Linked DNA regions of Homo sapiens: region 1 is linked to region 2. The links are chromatin loops, found by intact Hi-C in ENCODE. Cell type or tissue: CD4-positive, alpha-beta T cell. All regions are shown on one strand. Each heading gives the region's core, and the rest is flanking DNA. Links, peaks and the distances in the headings are about the cores only.

Region 1 (11,167 bases), core at 4,226-8,225, 690 kb before region 2:
CAATACATTTTCTATTTGAATCAAATAAAGCTAATTCAGAACACTGAAAATCAATATATTCACAGAAAAATTATTCTAAGACCTTTATACTTCTTGATTTTTCAAGGTTAAAAAATTGTTATTATCAAGAAAACTTACAGAAAACTTCCATTTACTTCAAATCCAAATAATTCGATAATATAGTTACTGTTTTATTTTTATTTTTAGAGACAGAGTTTTGCCCTGTCGCCCAGGCTGGAGTGCAGTGGCGCTATCTCGGCTCACTGCAAACTCCACCTCCTGGATTCAAGTGATTCTCCTGCCTCAAACTCCCAAGTAGCTGGGATTACAGGCATGTGCCATGATACCTGGCTATTTTTTGTATTTTTAGTGGAGACGAGGTTTCACCATGTTGGCCAAGCTGATCTCGAACTCCTGATTTCAAGTGATCCCCCTGCCTTGGCCTCCCAAAGTGCTGGGATTATAGGCGTGAGTGACCACACCTGGCCTATAGTTACTATTTTAGAATAATATTATATAGCACTCATATCTAAAATTATGTGCCTAAAGAATTGTAAGACTTCTCAAAGATTATATTACATTCAAAATATCTGTAGTAGTATACGAATAATAAAGCTTTAAAGACTAGTAATTCATTATGGTAGCTGTGATGATTCTTAGTTAATCAGATTATTCAAGTTACCAGAACATTTCCAATCTGGGCAAATGTGGGTTTACTCTAGAAGAATGTATATATCCTCATCATTTGGTCCCAATCCATCTGTACTAATTATACATATTTTTCCTTTCTCACTCCCCAATAAGCTTTTGTTTTGTTATAGAAGAGCATTGCTGTTTACTGTTTCATATGCATTTAATTTATAAAGTCAATTTGTGCATAATTATTTGTATTAACCTGTAGATTCTATAGGAGTAATTATTAATCGGCACTTTCCATAGCACCTAGCATATGGTAGACCCACAAATATTTATGAACAAATTGAATGGCAAAAATCTAACCTTCAAAAATAATATGCTCCATCTATTAACACAATTTTCATCACCTGATCATTAAAATTCACTGTATATCCTTTCTCCTCAGCAACAAAGTTCACCTCAATACATAAATACTTACTTTCTCTCCTTTCAGGCTCATTTTGTTCAAGACCATAAGCTCCTGATGGATTCAGCTGCCACTGTAAGAGTGCACAAACATTTTACTTGTTTAAAGAGGATTTAATACATAGCATTCCAGCACATTGATTTTAAATATCAAAACAACTTCTTAAAAATGGAAGAAAAATGGCTGGGCATAGTGGGTCACACCTGTAATCCCAGCACTTTGGGAGGCCAAGGTAGGTGGATTACCTGAGTTAAGGAGTTTGAGACCAACCTGGCCAACATGGTGAAACTCCGTCTTTAATAAAAATACAAAAATTAGCTGGGCGTGGTGGCACGCGCCTGTAGTCCTAGCTACTTGGGAGGCTGAGGTAAGAGAATTGCTTGAACCTGGGAGGTGGAGGTTGCAGTGAGCTGAGATGGTGCCACTGCACTTCAGCCTGGGTGACAGAGCAAGCCTCCATCTTGAAAAAAAAAAAAAATTAAAAAAATAGAAGAAAAAGAAGTTAGCATGTTCAAATTAACAAAGCCCTAATAACGCCACACTGAGTGATCCTGAATGATATAACTTCTGGGATCCGAATCAATACTCTTAGAGAAGTTGAAGATTCTTTACATTCATTTTAATTGGAAGTAAGTGGAAGACCAGAGGATTGGAGTGACTTGTCTCAGGTTACACCCTAACTACAGGAGGCAATAGAATTAGAACCCATGCCCAGTACTATGGAATTAACATCGCATTGTATTCTATCTCCAGGTCCTAGAGAATCTTATAATAGCTAGAAAAGGCCTAGGTATTAAAGAATGAAAATATGACCAAGATAGGCCATGCACAGTGGCTCACGCCTGTAATCCCAGCACTTTGGGAGGCTGAGGTGGGTGGATCACGAGGTCAGATAGAGACCATCCTGGCTAACAAGGTGAAACCCCGTCTCTACTAAAAATACAAAAAATTAGCTGGGCGTGGTGGCCGGTGCCTGTAGTCCCAGCTACTCGAGAGGCTGAGGCAGGAGAATGGCGAGAACCCGGGAGGTGGAGCTTGCAGTGAGCCGAGATTGCACCACTGCACTCCAGCCTGGAAGACAGAGCAAGACTCTGTCTCACAAAAAAAAAAAAGAAAAAAGAAAAAAAAAAGAAAAGAAAAAGAAAATATGACCAAGATTACCTTGCCTTTTAATGTTGTTATATCATAAACTATTACCTGCATCATATCATTTTATATCATATCATATATCTCCTCTGATTACTGTATTTCATCTCAACCATTCAGGAATAAATAGGGAAGCCTGAAGATTCACAGATATTACATAGAATATTGGGGCAGGAGAAAATAAAAATGGAGAGTAATCGGTATCTTATAGCACAGCCCTTCTTTTCTCAGCTGGATAGAATCTCTATCAGAATCACTAATGACTTAACCAAAAGGCCCTGCTAGGGCACCATCTCAGGACACAAATATGGATTACCCGGGAGCCTCTTCCATAAGCATCAGTTCACTCATCAGATTAACTAGTTAACATCACGAGCCTTGAGGGGGGATGAGATACAGGACAAACATTTTACCATGTATTAAAAGTCCCTGGAAAGGGAGGACATCTAGAAATGGTTGGTTATTTAAACGAATGGGATGGTTTAGGCTAGCACCAAGAAAGAGAGAAGACTTAGAAAGGGTAGGAAGCTACATGAGAAATTACCAAAAAAATGTTTAAAATTAGGCATTTTTTGAAAGACGTCAAACCACTAAAACCTATTAATTTGGGCAGACAAAGTAAAAACAAGTAATCCTGAATTTATGTTTAAGGACATTCATAAAAAGGCTTCTTATAACTGTAAAAACTTAGAAACAATCCAGGTGTCCAACAACATGGGAATGGTTAAATAAGTTAGGCCTATGGGTTGGAATATTGTGTTAAATTATTTAAAATATTTTTTAAAGAACTTTTAGTGGCAGAAAATACAGCAACATGTTAATTGTGGTATCTATGAGTTGTGAGATAATACACGTTCTTTTTTATTTTCCTAGTCTTCTACAATGAGCATATACTACTTTCATAATAAAAATAAGTAATATAACCTAATAGAGAAAAATCCACACATATTAAAGAGAAAACAAAGAACTGAGTATGTGGACATGGATATAGATTGATAAAATCTATTCTTGGAAACAGTGTTGCCCAGTCCTAGCCTGGTTTGTGACAACACCACAGAATAGAACTACTTATCTCAAGGTCTATGGTAACTTATCAAAAAGGAAAGCAAAAAATCTTTCAAAGTAATTTCAATTTGCTTTAATCTTAAAAACAAATACCAAATTTATTGACACACACTATTTTTGATAATCTTGGTACTGAAATTCAGATTTAGAACAAATTCTAGTTCATGTTAATTACTTGCATTTACAAAACTAGGTATCTAGCTAACCATCTACATAATATTTGCAGCCAGGCCAGATGAGAAGGATGAGAAGATGGACAGCTCATCTTCACTGGAGGTAGAACAGAGAACAACCATGAACAACAGCCTTTGGAACATGTGCCTGAGTGAGGGTATTTCCGGGAGGGTCTGGCCCAACTGGGTGCTTCCTTTCCCATCTCTGCCCCTGAAGATCCCCTTAGTCTTCCTGCCTCCTTCTGCTTCTCTTGCCCTTTCTTAAGTTCTTCTGATCTCTTCATTCTCTTTACAATTGAAAAGCTATTAAAATCTACCAGTAAGCAAGATATTTCAGAATTCTCCATAACCCATCACTCATAGTCCTTAATCTTTATGATTAAGTCACTTAATCTTTATGAGGAGAACTTGAAAAACCTATTTATTCACACTCTTCAGGAGGAATGAAGAGACAGAAAACAAAAACACGGAAGTAGAGATTTCTCTGACTAGTTGGATATAAGCTTTTATTGAGTTTTACAAAAAAGGTATCTTTCCCATCTCTGCCTTCTTTCAGTGCCATGTCAACACCCCCTCATTTAAAAATGTGATAAACTTTAAATAAGACAATTAGAAAAAAATGACAATATTACAAATGGTAAAAACTTATGATACTTCATATACACATGACAGACACTGGATAGTATGTTTCTATATTTAAAATTATATACATATATAATTATATGTTATATGTCCAAGTTAATCATATATATGTATGTTCCAGGTATCCTGGACTCAAACTGATGTATATGGCAGGAATGTAAAGCTGAAATATATAAACGGTTCTTTTATATCATTTTTCTTCCCACTGCAAATTCTAGTAGTTAAATGTTACATTAACTCATTCAATGCCAGGATTAAATCATTGGATGTCATAGAAACAATGTATGATTCTGGACAGGATCCTTTTGCTATATAAAAGCAGTCCCCAACCTTTGTGGCACCAGGGACCAGGTACCGGTTTCATGGAAGTTTTTCCACAGACCAGATGGTGAGGAATGGGGGATCATCAGGCTTTAGATTCTCATAAGGAGTGCACAACCTAGATCCCTTGCATGGGCAGTTCACAATAGGGTTCACACTCACATGAGAATCTAATGCCGCTGCTGATCTGGCCGGAGGCAGAGCTTAAGCAGTAATGTGAGCAATGGGGAGTGACCATAAATACAGAAGAAGCTTCTTAACTGGTACCCAGGGGTTGGGGAAACCTGCTATATAAGACATTTCTTGGGCAGCTAATGAACCTTGACTGGAATCTGTGGATTAGTGGCAGTAATGTATCAATGTTAATTTCCTGATTTTTATGGTTGTAATTATGTGGTTATTTCTCATTTGAGGAAATAAAGGGTGAGCTGGTATCATGTCAACAACTTCTGGGAAAAAATTTCTTTGTAGTGTTTTTATAACTTTTCTGTATGCTTAAGGTTTTTTCCAAATAAAAAGCTTTTTGAAAACCAAAATAGGCTGAGAACAGTGGCTCATGCTTGTCCCAGCACTTTGGGAGGCTGAGGCAGGCAGATCGCTTGAGCCCAGGAGACAGAGATTGCCAAGATGGCGCCACTGCACTCCAGCCTGGGTGAGATAGTGAGACCCTGTCTCAAAACAAAAACAAAAGCAAAAAAAAAAAAAAAAAAACCCACAAAAACCAGAACCCAAATAGTGAAGAGGTATAAAGACTTAAAAGTTCTTGTGTTTTCCATGAACTACCTCAGTACATTTTTGGAACTATCAAATAAGAAATTCTTTTTTTCCCGGGCCAGTCGTGGTGGCTCATGCCTATAATCCCAGCACTTTGGGTGGCCGAGGCCGGTGTATCACCTGAGGTCAGGAGTTCAAGAGCAGCCTGGCCAACATGGTGAAACCCCGTCTCTATTATTAAAAATACAAAAGATTAGCTGGGCATGGTGGCGTGCGCCTGTAATCCCAGATACTGGGGGGTGGGGGGAGGGGGGTGGGGGTAGCAAGGCAGGAGAATCGCTGGAACCCGGGAGGCTGAGTTTGCAGTGAGCCGAGATCACGCCATTGCACTCCAGCCTGGGCAATGAGTGAAACTCCATCTCAAAATAAATATATAAATAAATAAACAAATATTCTTGTTTTCCTGATTTTTCTCATGAGAAATGTGTGTGTTTGTGTGTGTGCACCTCCCTTTGTTTGGGGGTGGGGGTGACCTTTAAACTATTGCAGGGGATCCCAAACCTTTGGCAGCAACCAGTACTGGTCCGTGGCCTGTTAGGAACTGGGCCGCACGGCAGCAAGTGAGTGCAGGCGAGCGAGCATTACCGCCTGAGCTCCACCTCCTGTCAGATGAGCGGTGGAATTAGATTCTCATAGGAGCAGAACCCTACTGTGAACTGCACACCTGAGGGATCTAGGCTGCGTGCTCCTTATGAGAATCTATTGCCTGATGATCTGAGGTGGAATAGTTTCATCCCAAAACCATAACCCCATCTGTGGAAAAATTGTCTTCCACAAAACCGGTCACTGGTGCCGAAAAGGGTGGGGACTGCTGAAGTATTTTCACCTCTATCCACCTCTCTAAGCCAGAAAGGAGAGGGAAGAGATGGGTCAGAGATTTTTCTTTTATCAGCCACCAGATGGCACCAAAAGATCCACTGGCTCAATTCTCTACAGAGATGTAAATTCATAAGGCAGGAATCCTTAGCTGAACAGTTGCAGTTAGGTAAGGGTTTGCACATATAAATAAACTCAATAATAATAATAATTTGTTGAAACTCGGCCGGGCGCGGTGGCTTACGCCTGTAATCCCAGCACTTTGGGAGACGGAGGCGGGCGGATCACCTGAGCTCAGGAGTTTGAGACCAGCCCGGACAACATGGCGAAACCCCGTCTCTACTAAAAATACAAAAATTAGCCAGGCGTGGTGGCCGGCGCCTGTAATCCCAGCTACTCGGGGGGCTGAGACAGGAGAATCACTTGAACCCAGGAGGCGGAGTCTGCAGTGAGCCGAGATCGAGCCACTGGCACTCCAGCCTAGGCAACAGAGAGAGACTCTGTCTCAAATAATAATAATAAAATAATAATAATAATAATAATAATAATAATTTGTTGAAACTCTTTAAAAGGGTGGGAATCACTAACTTACAATATTGCAGCAGGGTACCTAACAACATAATACAAAATACACCTGAAAAAAATGTGTATCTACTTACCGTAAATTTGCTAACACCTTCAAGCTCCCCGAACCTCATGTAAGAGATGTCTGCCTTCTTTTTTCCAACATCTACATCTCCTGCATAGATTTGTTTTATGCCTGCACCTTTAATTAAAGGTACACACTCATCACATGGGCACTTTGTCACAAAAATCATGCTTCTTTCTTCTGGTTTTATTTCTTGACACCTACAAAAAAAATTATAAAATATCAGAAAGGTCGTTTCTGAAAGGGTAAGTTATTTTTTAGAAAAATCTTTAAACACTAAAATTGAGCTGTTTTAAAAACAGATTTATGACATTATTAATAATGATCATCAAGCCTTAGACTTGCTGAATTACTGAATGTTCAAAGTATGTAAACCCACAAAAGTGTTATGATACAACCTGAACATGACAATTATTATAACTAAAAATAATTTATTGATTCTAAGTAAGAGGTTCAGTTTCAGATTACAAAATAAATGAAATCAGGAAGATACAGACACCAAAGAAAGAGAGAAAAAACCCCCAATGCTTTCTAAATAAGTACCTGTTTAGAATACTGGAATTAGATTTGAAACTGATACCTTAAGAGCTAATCATGTCTGATTAGACACTAACTCATCTTGTTAGACAAATGACACAGCCCTATCTGGTACCTAGTGGATAGTCAATAAATGTTTACTAAATGAATAATCAAATACTTAAGTTCTGTTTTGACTTATAGTTCCCTTACCCCTTCCCTATCATAGGATAATTTTAAAAAGAAAAGTTTCTATTTGATATATTCACACCTCTGTACAAAATGAAGCAAGTAAATCTGTAATGAAGAGGACAAGGAAAAGAATAGAGGGAATTTTGGGTGAAATTTTGCATGCTGAGGGTAGTTTAGGACTAACAACTGGGGCTGCAAGGACTGACTTCCGGGTTCTGAGGCTTACGTAGCTCTCAGCCAGCCATCTTCAATTCCTCCACCGCCAGCCTTCCACATCCATCTTCCTTGTTGAGACTGTTATTTACGTTCACCTGGACTAGGGCAACAGAATTCTATGCATCTAGTCTGTTCAAACAATACTACCTACATAATCTATAGCGTATGGCTCTGTCAATGCCATTCCATTTCCCCGCTGCCTACCAAATGGAGCATAAACTCAAAGTCCTCTCGAGTCCAGTCCCAGCCTGTCCTTGTGAGCTGTCTTTCCCTTGTGTCCACATTCCAACCTAACTGGAATATTCATGCTCCTAAACACACCACGGATTTTCCTACTTCTAGACCGTTGCTTATGCTAGAAGCAAGAATGGTCTTCCCTTCCCTTCCAATTGCCCCAGTCTAGGAATCCTTTAAAGCTCAGTTCAGATGCCAGTTCTTCCCTAAAGCCTTTCCCTTGCACTCTCCCATTTGTCCATAGCAGCTCCAGAATGTCCGCAGCACTTTACATTTGCCCCTCCCACAGAATCCACAGCACGAGGTGGATGCCGTCTCATATCCCCTATTGCATTAGAAGCTCTCCAAGGACAGGAGTCATGTCTTACACAGTTTTTTAATCCCTTAACCTTAATGGTAAAGGCTGAGAAGTGTTTGTGAAAATGATGTAAATTAACAGGTATAATCACTAACAAAAGCTCTTTTGAAGCAATTTGGTTCATTATAAATCCCTATTCTGAATACTGCAGGCCATTGTAACACAATGGTAAGTATTTGCGTATCTGAACATAAAAAAGGTAACGTGTGATGTTACAATGGCTACTTCACTCAGGAATTTTTCAGCTCTGTTATAATCTTATGGGAACACGTTGTGCATGTAGTCCATCGTTGCTCAAAATGTCTTTCTGTGGCGTGTAACTGTATTAATAAATGCGTGCTCCAGATTTAGAAAACAAAGGAGCCTTAACATCCAGAAATATGAGAGGCTGAGCAAGATCCCAAAGGATAAACTTAAAGCAGTTTCATATTGGAGAGAGGCAAGGGAAAAAAAGACATGCTCAACAAATTGGGAAGACCTGAAGAGGCGATGACCTCAGGTCAGGTCATAGCTTCAGGTCTGGCAGTGAGGACCAAGCTTTACCAAAGTTATACTTCTGAAAGGAAACTTTCTTGGAATTTGAAAAAGGAAATAAATTACAATTATAAGAAAATTAATTTCAACCAACCCTTGCTACATTTTAAAGAAAAGTACACCAAGAAGGATTTCATACCTAAATGTCAAGGCATTCTGTTCCGCATGTATGATGTATCTGAATTTCCTTATTTCTCTGTCTTTCTGCTTGTCATCCATGTGTGGGAAGTCAGCATACTCAGATCCAACAGGAAAAGCATTGTAACCACATCCTACAAAGTACATGGCACCTGTTCCATCACAACTTCTCTACGAGAGTGAGCAAACCAATGGTTAGTTTCAACATTCTGAAAAGACACTTTGCAATGTATTTTTGAAGCTTGCTATCATACTTTGTATAATGAATATTCATTCAATTTTCTACAGTAAACTGAGCTATCAAAAAATATAATACCAGATACTCCTACTGCAGTGTGATCTTGTCAAAGCTAAATTCCAAGAAGGCCAACCACCTCTCTAATCTATAATCTCAAGGAAGTCCTTGTTTTTTGCAATTAATTAAATACTATCTTACTTAACTAACAAATTATTTCACTTGATTCAGATATTACTTCCCAAATAAATTATAGATCCTGGAGAGCAGAAACCATGTTATATATTTCTTTTCCATCCCTTCAACATGTTCGAGTATTCTGTACATAGCAGGTACTCAACAAGTGATTGTTAATTTCTTATGTGCTCTGTGCCATGCTACTGGTTAGCAAGTCAAAAACTTTTAAATACTTTAAACAGAAAATTTCTGTTGGGCTAAAAATGTGCTATTGTGATTTAGTTGGAAAATAAAAAATGCATTTTCATCTTCAGTATTTATTAAGCCTCTATTATATGCATATTATTATAGAACTTCTTACTTCAATGGCTCTTATTTCTCTTTTAAAGAGAAATAGTAGTTAATATGAATGCTTTATCAATTATTAGAATGAAATATTAGTAATGTGTGTGTAATAGTTTTTTGGAATATGCTATAAAACTCATTAAATTTCAATATATTATAATTACTCATGATAATATCAACAGACTCATTACTGTAGCAGCTTCATAAAAATCATGTAATAGTGAGCCAACAAAAGCCTGCAAACAAAATATTATCTCATTAATAAATCTGTTTGAACATTTACTAAATGTCAAACATCATGCTGAGTTATTTATTTATTTATTTATTTAGAGACAGGGTCTCACTCTGTCACCCAGGTTTGACTTCCTGGGCTCAAGTCATCCTCCCATCTCAGCCTCCCAAGTAGCTGGGACCACAGGCGTATGTCACTATGCCTGGCTAATTTTTTCTTTTTTTGTAGCAACGGGGTCTCACCATGATGCCCAGGATTGTCTTGGACTCCTGGGCTCAAGGAATCCTCCCACCCCCGCCTCCCAAAGTGCTGGATTACAGGCATGAGCCACTGCACCCAGCCATACTGAGTTTTACATGGATCATTTCATTTGATCAATTCTTGAAACAACCTAAAGAGTGATACTATTAATATTACTGTTTTACAGATAAGGAAACTGAGGACAAGAGTGATTAATTGTCTAGGGTCACAAAATGAGTAAGTAACATAGCCAGAATTCAAGCCCAGATTACTTGACTCTAAGCCATGTGTCTTTCCATTTCACCGTGCTGCCTGCTGGCCTACTCTAGAGATAACTAGAAACTGACATTCTCCACAAAATCATTAACAACCAGATGTTAAGCCAAAAGTCTGCTGAGCATTCATGTACACACAAATGAGAGTTCCAACCACCAGTTAGACCTATGCTAGGTGCTGGAATACAACTGTAAACAAGACAGAGAGTCCCTACCCTCATGAGCCTTCTAGTCTGGGGAGGGTAAGAAATTGAACAGATAACTTTAACTGTGATGAATGTCACAGACAAGTTGTACAGAGTGCTGAGGAATTTCTGGCAGAGGAGCCTAGTATTCTAGTAGGAGTTAACAGTTGGGGTACAGGTAAGTAGAGTCAAGAGGTATTTTGAAGGTGGAATCCATTGTGCTAGGTGATTGTATGTGTACAGTAACAGACAAGATGGTGACCACTGATGAGGGAGGAGGTTAGCAGGGAAGATACTGGATGAGTGAACTTGAGGAGTTTGTGAAACATCAAAGCAAATTGTCAGATTACTTTCTGTGAAGTCCCTGAGGCAAAATGTAGGCTCACCTTTCAGTCAGCTATATAGTTACTAAATATCTCTTGATTCTAGCCTCCTAACCCATCCCCACATCTCCAAGTCCTCATCTCTTTTTATTAATCTCCTTATTTTCTGTCTAGCCCTACCTCATTCTATTTATAATGCAAATCTGATCAAATCATTTCCCCACTTAGAACATTCTTGGAATGCACTGTCCCATACAGTCGCCACTAGCCACATGTGGT
Region 2 (8,969 bases), core at 4,101-8,100:
CCTAGGGCCTTCCCTGATTACCTAATCAGGTGGCCTCCTACAATATCACTCCCTCAATCTCCTGCCCACTTTATATCATTTCATAGCACATATTGCAACCAGATATTATATGTTTTTTTGTTTATGATCTTTCTCCCACAAAAAAATAAGCTCCGTGATGACAGGGCTTGTTATCTTTTGTTCACCACAGAATCCCAAAATCTGGAACCTGGCCCTTAGTATGATCTTAATAAATAATTATTAATGAATAAATGAATAAACCAAATAAAACATTTATTTTGCTATAATGCTTGGAGGAGGCCAGAGTACAGGAAGGGGGCTGATTGCTGGGAGGTTACTCTTCAAGCAAAAGGACCCTTCCCACTCTACATGTCCTTTGAGAAAATGGAATTTAAGGGGAGCAGTAAATGAGAGAAAAGAAAATGCTGTTTTTGAAGAGGCTGTTCTCCATCTCCGTCTAGATGCTAAGAATGCAATTTCAGGCCAGACAAAGTGGTTCATGCCTCTAATGCCAACACTTTAGGAGGCGGAGGTGGGAGAATCACTTGAGGACAGGAGTTTGAGACCAGCCATGGCAACATATGCAGATACTCTGAAGGCTGAGGTGGGAGGATTGCTTGAGCCCAGGAGTTCAAGGTTACAGTGAGCTATGATTGTACCACTGCACTCCAGCCTAGGTGGCAGAGCAACCCCCTGTCTCAAAAAAAAAAAAAAAAAAATCCTGAAGAAAGGGGCAGAAAGGCCCCACAGAGCTCAGCACTCATACAAATTCCAGGTTATTTCTACCCAGGGACCTCCAGCTGAGCTCATGATGCTCCTTGGAGAAGTGCTGCCTGGGCTTGAAAGACTGGCTCAGCTTATCTAGGTTTATCTGCCATTCCGTGAGCTCAGTGTTGCTGGCAAAGGGGGCAGTGCTCTGTGGCGAATTCCCTGCACAGTGACTCGCCTGTGCTGCTGGAAAATATTAAGGTTTCTGCTGGTGGAAAAATACAGAAAAAGCAAAACCACACATCATCCTTCCTCCTCTCCCCTTCTCTGCTAAACTATGTATTGTTTTCCCTCTTTGTCACTCTTCCAAGAGGCCCACCACATACCTTCCTGACACAGAAATATTAAACCAGGAAGCCAAGAGTTCAGCTAGGCTCGTTTCTTGATTACAGATGATGTCATTAAGTAGCACATCCAGGACTGAAATTCAACTCCATCCCACAACAGAGCTTTCTACCACCCCCACCCCCCATCTGAAGACTATGAGCTCCTGTGGGGAGACAGCTGCTGCATTCTCATGAACATGGTGTCTGGCACCTTAATAGGTCTCAAGAAATAGTTCAGGAATGAGTTTGTGAATGGCTCGCTCTTGTCTATTCCCACAAATACTTTGCAAGAGGTAGTATGATTGTTGATGACATCTCTGTTGAGGTTAGAAAGAGAGAAGGATGCAATAGAGAAGTTCTGGAAGGATATGCAGGTGTAGTGTGTCTCAGGAAAATTAATTTCATGATGTCAGCACTTTCCAGGGTCTAGTCTAGTTGTTTGGGTCTAGAAACCCAATCTTTACAGTGCATTCATAGTTGAGTGTTGGAAACTGCCTCAAGCTAACTAAATTCACAAAATACCAGCATGCTATTAATTAATTCACAATATGCCAAAGGGACTGAGTATTTGAACTGGCTAATTCAACCATTCTCTCCCTAAGGAAAAATAATATAATTTGGGAAGCCACCTCCTTTAACTGTGAGTCCATATAGGGCCCTTATTATGTCACTCCAACCCCTAGCACAGTGAATAATCACACAGAGAGTTATTTTTTCGTAGAAGATAGGCTCCATGAGGGCAGGCGTTGCCTGTCTTGTTCACTGCTATATCCCAGGCTCCTAAAAGAGTGCCTGCCACATACTAGGTTCTCAATGGGTGTTTGTTGAAAGAATGAATACTTGAAGAGTTCTTTAATCAGCACAAAGTTAGGACAAATAAATTTTGTTTTATTGCCCTGTTGCTATTGAAAAGCTTATATGAAGTGATACAACCAACTCTGTTAAGAGAATGCAGCTGCCAAGCAGATGTTAAGGCCATGCCCCCGACTCCTGACTGGCATCTTCTTCATTGGGTGGTATTGAAAACACTGACATTTTGCTCTTTGACCTCCCTTTCACTCTGGAGATCTGCTGGTTGGCACATTCTTTCTTGAGACAAAGTGCTAGCCAGTTGTAATTTTCTCAGTTGTACTTACCTTCTGATCACTCCTCCCCATGACTACACCTTGGCATCCTGGTCACCCTGCTTGAAAGGGGTGAGCTGAAGACTTGCCAGCTGCACATCTGTACTTCTTGGAGGGAGTCCTATTCTACACATGTTGATTCATCCTTGCTTCCTCCACAAAGGGCAACTGAGTGTCCTGGTAGCCTAACCATAGTCTGTAGCAAGTGTAGGGGTGAAACGGTAATGCCTGTCCTCACTCATTGCAAGGTCCCCAGCTAACACCCCTATGATGAAAGACAGATTCACAAGAAAAAAGTATAACAAATTTATTTAACAAAGTTTTATGTAATACAGGAGCCTTCCGAAACAAAAGACCCAAAGACCCAGAGAAAACTTTTTTTTTAATGCTTAGGTTTGATGAAGACTGTACTGCCATGTAGAAATGTGATTGGACAAAAAGGACATGTCCCAATGGTAATAAGCTGAGATGGGAATCCATCATGGCTTGTTTGTTTAGCTTCTTCTTGGCCTCTTGCATAACATTTCTTTCTCCAGGATAAGGCAGGATCACCTGTCAAATGAGAGTTTTAAGGGGAGAAGAAAGGTCAGAGACTGACATTTTTAGGTTTATGGTTTGCTTTGGGAAAGAGGGGTTCTAGTTTCTATGACCTGCTGTGGGAAAGAAATGAAAGAAAGAGAAAGGAGAGTGGGAGAAGCTCAGAAAGAACATCTTGCTTCTGAGGCCCTTCCAATCTCCCTCAGTGCAAAGTATTCAGCATACCAAAGTGCTATACTTGAGGTTCTCATGTTCTGATTCCCAACACAAACATTCAGAGGGAGTTGTGGAAAGAGCAGGCAATTGGAAGTACAAATGAAACGGGGGAGTTCCCTGACCCCCCTTGCAGGACGTGTGATGGGTGTGGCTCATCCATTTGGCCATCTTGCTCTCAAACCCCTTATGGGAGCAGGAACATGCAGACAGGCAGGTGTAGGAGCTGGGGCAAGCACTTTTGGCCTCCGGCCCCATGGTTGCATCTAGGGGTGGGTGCCTGTGACTCCCGAAGCCCAAGTGGGCATGTGTTACAGTGCGCTCTTTCACCCTTGCTGTCCATGGATGGCTTAAGTGTTAAACAGCTCAGTGGACCCTCTGCCTTTTTGCAAGGGCAGAGGGCCAGTGTGACAGTTTTCTGTATTCCGAGCTCTTGTCCAGTGTCCAGGAAAAATAAGGTCACGCCTGGACTTAAAGGATGGCAAACGTGGGAGTTTTACTGAGTGGTGGAGGTGGCTCTCAGTGGGATGGATGGGGAGCTGGAAGGGGGATGGAATGGGAAGATGATCGTCACCTGGAGTTTGGCCATGCAGTGGCCAATCTCCTCTCCTACTGTCCCCAGCCTAGCTCCTCTTGACATTAAGAAGCTCCTTCTCTTCTCTCCTTCTCTGCTCTTCTGTTTGTCTGCTTGTGGAGCCTGGGGTTAGGGTTTATAAGGGTACAGGATAGGTGGGTGTGGTGGGCCAAAAGGCAACTTTTGGGTGTGAAAACAGGAATACCTGTTCCCACGTAGGACTGAAGGTTTCCAAGATTGAGGGTGGGGCTTTTGCCAGGGAGCCACCCTCTTCTACCTAGTATTTCCCTGTTTGCTGTCTGTATCCTTTATCCTTGCACTCCATCTCCAAAATGTGGGGCCCTCCTGAGCCACTAGCTCTCAGGTCTACCCATTCACTGCAAATTCCAATTAACATGTGCATAATGCCTTAGAGTTTATTAACACTCTACACACTTTTCCTATTGCAATTCCCCTGTCATAATAAATTGGCTCTAACTGGGTAGTGGGCAAGAAGAACTCATGGGGTGGTTACAAATACAAATTTAATTTAAAAATTGTGATATAACTATATTAGTAGCTGGGGGAGGGAGGAGAAATAAGGTGGAGAATGTTAAGACAGCTAAATCTTCATCTGCCATAATAGAACAACAATAGCTACTGTCTGGAACTGACAAGTTGGGAAATAGCAATATGTGTATATTCCTTAGAAATATGGAGTTAAATACCAGAAAAAAATAGAAAGGGTTTAGAAGGTTAAAAGAGGTTGCCTTCAAGGAACAGGAATAAGGAGACAGAAAGACAGAAATGTGAAGCAAGAAACCACCATTATTTGTGTGTAGGGGAGGAGAAAATAATTTTTTCTCTACCTTTTCTGAGTTTTTTGTTAGGACAGACCCCTGTACCGAAATTAATAAGAGAAAAAAAACAAGTTTATTAATATGTATATCTCATGTATACAAGGGAGATAGCCAGGGAATGAATAATTCTTGAGAGCAGATCTCAAATAGGTAGCTTTGACTTCAAGCTTAAAAACCATCCTTTGCTAAAACAGAGAGGGAAGGGTATGGAGAAGGCCAGTTACGAGGAGACAGCCAGGAAAGCACCTGAAACCAGGGTGAGGTTTGCGATGCAGATTTAAATCCATGCCTTTTTCATTGATAAGAGTTTCTAGTGATTTAGAGTCATTCTTCTCTTCCTGTTGCAGACAGGAAGACACCCTTATGTATGGAGATCTCCTTTATAGACATAAACTTTCCTTACAAAAGGGTAACTTCTACTGTTGTTTTCAGAGATTCTCCTCTGCTGCAGTTTCTCAAAATAATCAGCTCAAAATAATCCTCATGCTAAAGAGGCATATTTGGGGGTGGCATGTTTCTGGTCTCCTAAAGTCATAGGAGAATTCAGGACATGTCCTGAATCCCATCATTTGTCTTAAGTCTTTTACTACTATTTGACATATATATGGCAAATATATATATACATGTTAACGGAAAGGCATCCAGATCCAGACCCCAATAGAGGGTTCTTGGATCCTGAGCAAGAAAGAATTTGGGGCAAGTCCACAGAGTAAAGTGAAAGCAAGTGTATTAAGAAAATAAAGAAATAAGGAAAGGCTACTCCGTAGGCAGAGCAGCCCTGACAGCTACTGGTTGCCCATTTTTATGGTTATTTCCTGATGACATGTTAAACAAGGGGTGGATTATTCATGCCTCCTCTTTTTAGACTATATAGGGTAACTGCCTGATGTTGCCATGGCATTAGTAACTGTCATGGCACTGGTGGGAGGTTAGCAGTGAGGACGACCAGGGGTCACTCTCATCACCATCTTGGTTTTGGTGGGTTTTGGCCGGCTTCTTTACTGCAACCTGTTTTATCAGCTAGGTCTTTATGACCTGTATCTTGTGCCGACCTCCTACCTCATCCTGTGACTTAGAATGCCTAACCTCCTGGGAATTCAGCCCAATAGATCTCAGCCTTATTTTACCCACTCCTATTCAAGATGGAGTTACTCTGGTTCGAATGCTTCTAACACACACACAAGTGTATACACACACATACGTGTGTATTTGTGCTTACATATATGTGTATATGTTTGTATACACATATATCCATACCTTTTCTTGATAAAAGTTAAAAATGAACAAAGAAGGCTAGGGTATGCAATGCATGATAAGGAAATTTTCATCAAAAATAGCTAGTGTCGACAAGCAACCACTTTAGATTTAAGATGCAACCTTCAGCTCTCTGAAAAATGCTCTGACGTGGTCCTCTTCACTCCCACACTGAAGTCAGCATGGCTTACCATACTCACTACACAAATCTCCTTTCAGGCTCCACCTGTTCCATTACCTGAGCAAACAACAGCAAGCAGCAACCCATGCTGCCAACTCACTCTCTGAGGTGAGTTCCAGAACCTACAGGGTGGCATTATCACATTCTTGGGCTGACAGCACTTTTGCCTCCGTGGCTCCCTCTTCATTAAAAAAAAAAAAATTAAAAATTGTATTTGAAACAACTGTATTGGTTTAAAAATTGACATAGTCTAGATTCATTATTAGGTATTCATTAATATTCTATTTTTTCTTCTGATTTTGAAAGTAATTAAAACACTTTCATGGGTCCCTAAAAGTCTCATGGGCTCTAGGCACAGTGCCTGCTCCACCTAATGGGGAAATTGGCCCTGAGAACCTGAGGCAGGAAGAAGGGACAGATCAGCAAAGCACTCTGCCACCCTCTGCAGGTCCTGGTAGAAAAGTATCAAAAGCAAAGAAATAATAAAACCCTACTGGGGCAAAGTCATCCTTACATCAGCTGGTATTTGTTAGGGAGTTGTCAGGTGCAACTTGCAAAAACATCTTGTCAAATGTCCACAGCTTTCCTGTGAGGTGACTCTCACGTCCACAGATATCCAGTGGCCCCAGAGGTTAGGTTTCATGTCTCAGTTCACCCACGCCATTCATGGCAGCCCAGGAATGTGTAACCACTCAGTCTGGCTCTTCCCTGCCTGTCAAGGAGGTGAGGCCGTAGGGTGTGGGGTGGGTGGTACACCTGCTCCCTGTCACCCTCCGAGTCCTCCCTTCCACACCCACACTCTGCCTTGCATGGAAATTAAACATCAGTGACTAATAAATTTGAAGTCAAAATCTAATGTGCTTTTTTTCACTCGCATCCGTGTGAAGAGACCACCAAACAGGCTTTGTGTGAGAAACAAGGCTGTTTATTTCACCTGGGTGCAGGCGGTCTGAGTCTGAAAAGAGAGTCAGCGAAGGGGAGATAAGGGTGGGGCCGTTTTATAAGATTTGGGTAGGTAAAGGAAAATTACAGTCAAAGAAGGGTTGTTCTCTGGCGGGCAGGAGTGGGGGTCACAAGGTGCTCAGTGAGGGAGCTTTTTGAGCCAGGATGAGCCAGGAGAAGGAATTTCACAAGGTAATGTCATCAGTTAAGGCAAGGACCGGCCATTTTCATTTCTTTTGCGGTGGAATGTCATCAGTTAAGTCAGGAACAGGCCATTTTCACTTCTTTTGTGATTCTTCAGTTACTTCAGGCCATCCGGGCATATACGTGCAGGTCACAGGGGATGTGATGGCTTAGCTTGGGCTCAGAGGCCTGACACTTTAACAATTCCATAAATGTGCTTTCCTTTGCCTCTACAAAGATCAGACTTTTTGTGACATTTTCCCCCTTCTGTTTTAGTTCTTTCAGGCTGTGCATTCTGTTTAGTTCATTACAAAAATATCATAAACTGGCTTGTTTATAAACAACAGAAGTTTATTTCCCACGGTTCTGGAGCTGGGAAGTCTAAGATCAGGGTGCCAGCTGATTCAGTGTCTGCTGAGAGACCATTTCCCGGTTCGTAGACGACTGTTTTCTCACTGTGCCCTCACATGGAGGAAGCGGGGAGGGAGCTCTCTGGAGTCTCTTTTATAAGGGTGCTAATCCCATCTGTGAGGACTCCACCCTCATCACCTAATCACCTCCCAAAGGCCCTACCTCCAAATACCATCACCTTGGGGGTTAGGATTTAAACATATGAATTTTGGGGGGACACATTTAGTCCATCGCATGTTCAAATCTGAAATATTCCTTAGTGGCATCCCTGTGTTCCTGTCCTGTTAGTGTTGTGCTGCTGACCTGGGTGGCAAAGGCTAAGCCTCTGCTCCAGCTGGTCCATTTTGCAAATGCTGTACTGTGAGTATTGCATTTGCACAGTCAGGGTCCCCTTTCCCCTGAAAATTCAAATGAGGCCACAGACAGCTGGCAATTTCAACTCCACCTCATTTTCCCCAGCTCTTACTCATTTCTGTGCCTGAAAGGGACTGAATGGGTGGGGGAAGGTGACAATTTGCATTTATATAGAATCCCAGCTTTAAGTTAATTAATCAAAACACTAAGCTACCCTGACAAATCCTTCAGGGAAAGCAGAAAGCTAAACCCTGCTGCACCTTGTTTGAAATAATGATTCAGGCTGCGGCAAAATCTCACAACAGGCCCCCTGAAGCTCGCGACCTACCACCTGCGGAAAATCTTTCTGCAGGAGGACTTCATTCACTTATCCCGACAAGATGATCTTCCTTTCCACTTTTCCTATCTCACCTCTGTACCCACTCCCCAGGCAAAAACACTCCATAATTAAAGAGAGAAAATATGCTCAAGAGGAACAGAGATGTTTCCTGAAGTAAATAAGAAAAGTAAAACAATCCATGAAGGGCTGGGTTGCACGCCTGCCCTCAGGTGGGTTGAGGCAGAGTGCCAGGCCCCAGGCAGTGGACACACACCAAGCAAGCATGACACTAGCAATCACACCCTTTGGGTTCCTTACGACACACTGTGGGAGGCTGTGAGGAAACCATCGAGGGAAGAACAGGCAGACCTGATGCAGAAATTCGATAAAAGATAGAATTCACCAGGACATTAACATATGCAATGAATATTGGGGTGGGACCCAAACTGTCCCTGGAGTAATTACCTTAGGGGAATAGGATGGAGAAGGAGGTGCAGGCATTCTTCACTTTATATTCTTCTGGAGGTTTGTACGGCTGGCCCTTGAATAACATGGTTTGAATTGCACTTTTATGCAGGTTTTTTCAATAAAAGTTACACTGAGTGTGCTGCCTCTCCTGCCTCTCCTTCCACCTCCTCCACCTCTTCCACTTTTGCCACCCTTGAGACAGCAAGACCAATCCCTCCTTCTCCCCCTCCTCTTCCTCAGCCTGTTCAACGTGAAGAAAAAGATGAAGATCCAGCTTCACTTAATGAAGAGTGAATATACTTTCTCTTCCTCATGATTTTCTTAACACCATTTTCTCTTCTCTAGCTTACAGTTTATAATGCATATAACACCCTATATATGCATTAATCAACTGTTTATGTTATTAGTAAGGACTCTGGTCAGCAGTAGCCTATTAGTAGTTAAGTTTTGGGGGAGTCAAAAATGATACATGGATT

What was found. Hi-C counts contacts between places; a loop is a spot of excess contacts. Peaks named below come from ENCODE experiments on the same cell type or tissue, not always from the same donor. Only the 100,000 strongest peaks of a DNase experiment are listed, where the experiment ranks them.
Region 1: it touches region 2 in a loop (10-fold over the local background); 17 of 110 quality-filtered maps call a loop at or near these places.

What each region holds. Positions count from the first base shown.
Region 1 is chr13:49,276,230-49,287,396 of GRCh38, reverse strand. It overlaps CDADC1 (cytidine and dCMP deaminase domain containing 1), which reads right to left. Exons shown (of 10, transcript NM_030911.4): 7 at 8,878-9,047; 8 at 6,699-6,888; 9 at 1,115-1,175. Among named protein-coding and RNA genes, the nearest start is that of CDADC1, 34 kb to the right of the region's middle. In CD4-positive, alpha-beta T cell, for the core only: a CTCF peak has its summit at 6,122 (motif pointing right); a DNase peak (open chromatin) is centred at 6,126.
Region 2 is chr13:48,593,103-48,602,071 of GRCh38, reverse strand. It overlaps LOC105370202 (a long non-coding RNA gene), which reads right to left. Exons shown (of 3, transcript XR_941958.4): 3 at 2,512-2,770. Among named protein-coding and RNA genes, the nearest start is that of LINC01077, 7.0 kb to the right of the region's middle. In CD4-positive, alpha-beta T cell, for the core only: CTCF peaks have their summits at 6,063 and 6,263 (motif pointing left); a DNase peak (open chromatin) is centred at 6,231.